2 separate regions of the Homo sapiens genome follow, and region 2 is linked to region 1. Evidence: read pairs that join two places in POLR2A ChIA-PET (ENCODE). Cell type or tissue: B cell. All regions are shown on one strand. Links, peaks and the distances in the headings refer to the core of each region. The heading gives the core; the rest is flanking DNA.

Region 1 (2,913 bases), core at 166-2,665:
CACTCCAGCCTGGGCAATAGAGCAAGACTCCATCTCAAAAAAAAATTTTTTTTTCATTAAATATCCAACATTTAGGACAACCATAGGTATTGAAAAATATTCATTTAACAAATATATAATCACAGTCCTCTAGGTGTCAAGGTTATAGCTACAAGACACATTAAGATGGTATTTTCAGGCCAGGCACTGTGGCTCTCACGCCTGCCATCCCAGCACTTTGGGAGGCTGAGGTGGGCAGATCACCTGAGGTCAGGAGTTCGAGACTAGCCTGGCCAACATGGCAAAACCCCGTCTCTACTAAAAATACAAAAATGAGCTGGGAGTGGTGGCACAAGCCTGTAATCCCAGCTACTCGGGAGGCTGAGGCAGGAAAACTGCTTGGACCCGGGCGGCAGAGGTTGCAGTGAGCTGAGATGGCACCACTGCAATCCAGCCTGGGTGACAGAGTGAGACTCCATCTCAAAAAAAGACTGCTTTTCAGCAGGGAGCAGGTACTCCCACTCAGATATTCCCTCTACAGATTCAGCTTTCCTAAATTCTCCTTGCCACATCTTGATCCTGGGGATTTTGAACCACTTAATGTTCCCAATGTAAGCGCAAAGGAAATTGGTGAAATTGGAGGTCAAGCAATTAAAATGTGTTCAGCAATAATGTATAATGGCACAAACATTATAAATGATTGCTATCCTCAGAAGGCTACAAAAGTCTACTTTGGGAGATAAGGTGGAGCTCGATATTTATTGTGTTTATTATGTATCAGGTGCTGTTTGAGGCTTATCTCATTTAGTATTTGACAATCCTCACAACTCTCTCAAGTATGCTTATTCATGGTTCAGCAAATTCATGCTCAGAAAGACTTGTTAGTAATCTTCCCAAAGTCACGCAGTATACAGCAGAATTGAGATTCAAATCCAAGTCTGTCAGATCATAGACTTTTAACCTCCATAAATTTATTAGAAGACAATACAATGCAGTCCTATATAATCAAGTTAAAGGAAAAGTACTAACTATAATAGGGATTCATGAAAGGCATTTATCACCAATGACTGGTGTAGGCTGAGAAAGTACCAATGAGGATTGAGATTTGGGGTTTTAAGGAAGTGACAACTGTAGAAGCTTCAATGCAAAATTAAAATTCTACCTTATTTCTGCCGGGTGTGATGGCTCATGCCTGTAATCCCAGCACTTTGGGAGGCTGAGATGGGTGGATCACTTGAGGTCAGGAGCTCGAGACCAACCTGGCCAACATGGTGAAACCCCGTCTCCACTAAAAGTACAAAAATCAGCCAGGTGTGGTGGCACACGCCTGTAATCCCAGCTACTTGGGAGGCTGAGGCAGGAGAATCACTTGGACCTGGGAAGCAGAGGTTGCAGTGAGCCGAGATCGCCCCATTGCACTCCAGCCTGGACAACAGAGCAAAGCAGGACTCTGTCTCAAAAAACAAAACAAAACAAAAATTTACCTTATTTCTTAGGAAAACCTAATATTATAATGATAATTCTTTGGACTATTAAGAATCACAGAATAAAGGAAAGAAGTAAGATAAAGAAATCCAGGGGTAAGCACGGTAACAAAAGAAGAGAGCCACAGTGAGAGGGAGGCACATATAAGAACACAAGAGGAAGAAAAGCTCAATAGTTCTTAGAGAATTCACGGGAATATCACAGTCAGAAAAACGAAGCATTTCATAAATACAAAGAGAGAGTTTTAAGAGTCCTCAAAAATCATCTTAAAGATGAAGAAACCAAGGCCCAGAGAGATTAAATAATTTAGACAAGGTCACACAGGGGCAGAACTAGGTCTATAACTTGGATTTCCTGGTGTCTAGTCTATGGTTCATACCTTTGCATGACATTCATTTCCCTTCTTTGAGCCTGAGTTTCATCTATAAAATTAGGCATTTGTCCTTTGTTATTTTTAAAATTTTATTTTTATCTCCAACTCTGCAAATAAAATGAGGAGTTAGGCCAATAGTTCCTAAATATCAGTCTGTAAACCAGCCATCTCAAAATCATCTGGGAAGCTTTTTTTTTTTTTTTTTTTTTTGAGACGGAGTCTCGCTCTGTCGCCCAGGCTGGAGTGCACTGGTGTGATCTCGGCTCACTGCAACCTCCACCTCCTGGGTTTACGCCATTCTCCTGCCTCAGCCTCCCGAGTAGCTAGGACTACAAGCACCCGCCACCATGCCCAGCTAATTTTTTGTATTTTTAGTACAGACAGGGTTTCACCGTGTCAGCCAGGATGGTCTCGATCTCCTGACCTCGTGATCCGCCCGCCTCGGCCTCCCAAAGTGCTGGGATTACAGGCATGAGCCACTGTGACCGACCTCTTTTTTTTTTTTTTTTTGAGACAGGGTCTTGCTCTATCACCCAGGCTGGAGTGGATCCCGGCTCACTGAAATCTCTGCCTCCCAGGCTCAAGCGATCTTCCCTCCTCAGCCGCGCCCCCAACCCCACCCCCAGTAGCTGGGACTATAGGCGCACGCCACCACACCCTGCTAACTTGTATTTTTGGTAGAGATGGGGTTTCACCATATTGCTCAGGCTGGTCTTGAACTCTTGACCTCAACTGATCCGCCCTCCTTGGCCTCCCAAAGTGCTGCGATTATAGGCATGAGCCACCACACCCGGCTGATTTAGAGTCTGTTTTAATCCCTTTTTTAAGCAATGAGGTTTGAATAGTAATTTTATTTATTTTTATTTTTTTGAGAGGGATCACTTGAGGTCAGGAACTCAAGACCAGCCAAGGCAACATGGCGAAACCCCATCTCTACCAAAAATACAAAAATTAGCCAGGTGTGGTGATGCGTGCCTGTAATTCCAGCTACTTGGAAGGCTGAGGCAGGAGAATCGTTTGAGCCCCTGAGGTGGAGGCTGCAGTGAGCCAAGATCATACCACTGCACTCCAGCCTG
Region 2 (2,913 bases), core at 182-2,681, 92 kb after region 1:
TAAAAAATAAAAATGTAAGCCAGATGTATGGTAATAAAAATAAATAAGAGGTAAGGCTCATGAGTCAAGAAGAGACACAACCAACCTAAAGGAATATAAAGGATGTAAAGGTGCAGTTCCAAAGCAAGCCTGGCAAGAAAAAACCTGTAAGGATACAAACCAAAGCTTGAACAGTGGTTACCCTGACCAGTGGGCCTAGGTGGAGAAAATAAAGACTAGAAAAGAGAATTTTTACTTTTTTCTTTGTAATTTCTGCTTAAATGTATTACAGTGAACATGTTTAATTTTGTAATAATACAAAAGAGAGTTACATAAACATAGCAGGCCTATGTTTTTTCCTCTTAATCACTAGGACATTTTTTTTTTTAAGTAACTTACAACATCTCACATCTGACTAGGGCCCCATGGCAAGACTGCAACCAGTAGGTAAGAAATGTGAACTGACTTCACATTCTCTTTCCCAATGAAAACAATAACAGCTCAAAGGAACACAAGTAAAGGTCACTTCCCTGACCCCTTAAGTTGGCACCATTCCAGAACTAGGAGTTTTTAGAGAAAAGGAGACTCAAGCCAAACAGTTCTATTCAAGGAAGTGAAGGAAAAGTATATACTGAGTTAAGAGCTGGAGTTCTGAAGTCCAACAGAGCTACACATAAATGACTGCTCTACCATTTACTGGGTGAGAGAACTTGAGCAAGTTATTTCACTGGCTGAGACCCACTTTTCTCCTCTGCAAAATGAGATAATCTATTTCACAGGGTTATCATGAGAATTAAGTGGATTAATGTATATAAAGTGCTTAACACAGTCCATTCCTGGCACATAGTAAGAAATTAATGAAAGCCACTATTATATTATTATTAAATCATTCAGCCCAGAAAACGAAGGAACTCCCACCAACGCTACACACCAGGTCCACCTCAGCTCTTTCCTAAATGCTGCCAAAAATCAAAATGCAGAATTAGCAGGACAAGAAGAGCTTTTATTTTCTTTTTGAGATAGAGTCTCTCGCTCTGTTGTCAGGCTGGCGTGCAGTGGCGTGATCTCAGCTCACTGCAATCACTGCCTCCTGGGCTCAAGCAATTCTCCTGCCTCAGCCTCCCAAGTAGCTGGGATTACAGGCGTGTACTACCATGCCCAGCTACTCTGTTATTTTTAGTAGAGTCGGGGTTTCGCCATGTTGGTCTCAAATTCCCAACCTCAGGTGATCCACCTGCCTCACCCTCCCAAAGGGCTGGGATTACAGGCTTGAGCCAAGGCACCCGGCCAACAGGACAAGGAAAGTTTTAACTCTAGTTAAATCTTAGTAATAAATCTTAAAAGACCAAAGAAAGTTAATTTCATATATGTTCACTCCTCTGTCCAGGTTACAAAGTGACTAAACCATTTGTTTTGATTTTTTTGTTTGTTTTTTGTGTGGTTTTTTTTTTGGAGACAGAGTCTTGCTCTGTTGCCCAGGCTGGACTGCAGTGGCACAATCTTGGCTCACCGCAATCTCTGCCTCCCAAGCTCAAGTGATTGTCCTGCCTCAGCCTCCCAAGTAACTGGGATTACAGGCACCCACCACCACGCCCAGCTAATTTTTTTGTATTTTTAGTAGAGACAGGGTTTCACCACGTTGGCCAGGCTGGTCTCGAACTGACCTCAGGTGATCCACATGCCTTGGCCTCCCAAAGTGCTGGGATTACAGGCATGAGCCACCGTGCTCGGCCCTAAACCATTTGTTATAGGATGAATTGTATCCCCCAGAAAGATGTCCTAACCCCAGGGACTGTGAATGTGACTTTATCTGGAAATAGGGTCTTTACAAATGATCAACTTAAGATGAGGTCATTCGAAAAGGCTCTAACCCAATATAACTAGTGTTATAAAAAGGGGACATTTGAACACAGACAGACATATACAGATGTGAAGGCGGTGAGAGAACATCATTTACAAGCCAAGGAACATCTGAGGCAACCAGAAACTAGAAGAGATGCATGGAACAGGTTCTCCCTCACAGCCTTCACAAGGAATCAACTCTGCTGACAACTTGATTTCAGACTTCTCGCCTCCAGAACTGTAAGACAATAAATATCTGTTGTTTAAGCCACCCAGTTTGTGGTACTTCGTTATTGTTATTACTATGAGACAGGGTCTCACTATGTTGCCCAGCTGGTCAAAAAAAATGGCATTTATCCTGTCATAAATTATATGTTTTTGCTGTCGTTTGCTTTGTTTTGTTTGAGACAGAGTCTTGCGCTGTCGCCCAGGATGGAGTGCAGTGGCGCAATCTCAGCTCACTGGAACCTCCGCCTCCCGGGTTAAAGCGATTCTCCTGCCTCAGCCTTCCAAGTAGCTGGGATTACAGGCGCATGCCACCACGCCCAGCTAATTTTTGTATTTTTAGTAGAGATGGGGTTTCACTAATGTTGGCCAGGCCGGTCTTCAACTCCTGACCTCAGGCGATCCGCCCACCTAGGCCTCCCAAAGTGCTGGGATTACTGGCCTAAATTATATATTGTAAAAAGAAATTTTAATCTAAAATCAAAAAGATGGATTATTTAAAAACAGACAGGACCTGGCTATATGCACACTTCCTTCCCTACTAATTCTCATTTCCCAAAGGTGAGAATACCATTACAGAAAAGGACATAAGGACCAAGCGAGGGTCTAAATCCTTTTGAATCTGGTATATCTGCTTCCCTAAGCATCTCCCGAATGAATGGAAGGAAGAAAAGACAACTCACGGATATTGAGTATCCACTGCATGTTTCACATATGCTAGGTGCTAATACGTATTATCTTATTCAAACCTCACAATATCCCTGCAAGGTAAGAACTATTCTCCCCACTACTAACGAGGAAATCAATGTTTAGAAAGGTTAAGTAAGTTGCCCAAGGTCATATAGCCAGGAAGTGGCTGAGTCAAGA

Evidence for each region. ChIA-PET counts read pairs that join two places held together with the same protein. Peaks named below come from ENCODE experiments on the same cell type or tissue, not always from the same donor. Only the 100,000 strongest peaks of a DNase experiment are listed, where the experiment ranks them.
Region 2: POLR2A ChIA-PET joins it to region 1 with 6 read pairs; 10 of 35 experiments call an interaction of 5 or more read pairs at or near these places.

What each region holds. Positions count from the first base shown.
Region 1 is chr1:39,217,317-39,220,229 of GRCh38, reverse strand. All of the region lies in intron 1 of MACF1 (microtubule actin crosslinking factor 1), which reads right to left. Among named protein-coding and RNA genes, the nearest start is that of MACF1, 14 kb to the right of the region's middle. RefSeq lists silencers at 2,430-2,479, 2,600-2,649. In B cell, for the core only: no CTCF peak of the experiment used is centred there; no DNase peak of the experiment used is centred there; H3K4me3 peaks cover 313 bases; H3K27ac peaks cover 1,094 bases.
Region 2 is chr1:39,125,305-39,128,217 of GRCh38, reverse strand. It overlaps a transcript of MACF1 not described here. Among named protein-coding and RNA genes, the nearest start is that of MACF1, 78 kb to the left of the region's middle. In B cell, for the core only: no CTCF peak of the experiment used is centred there; no DNase peak of the experiment used is centred there.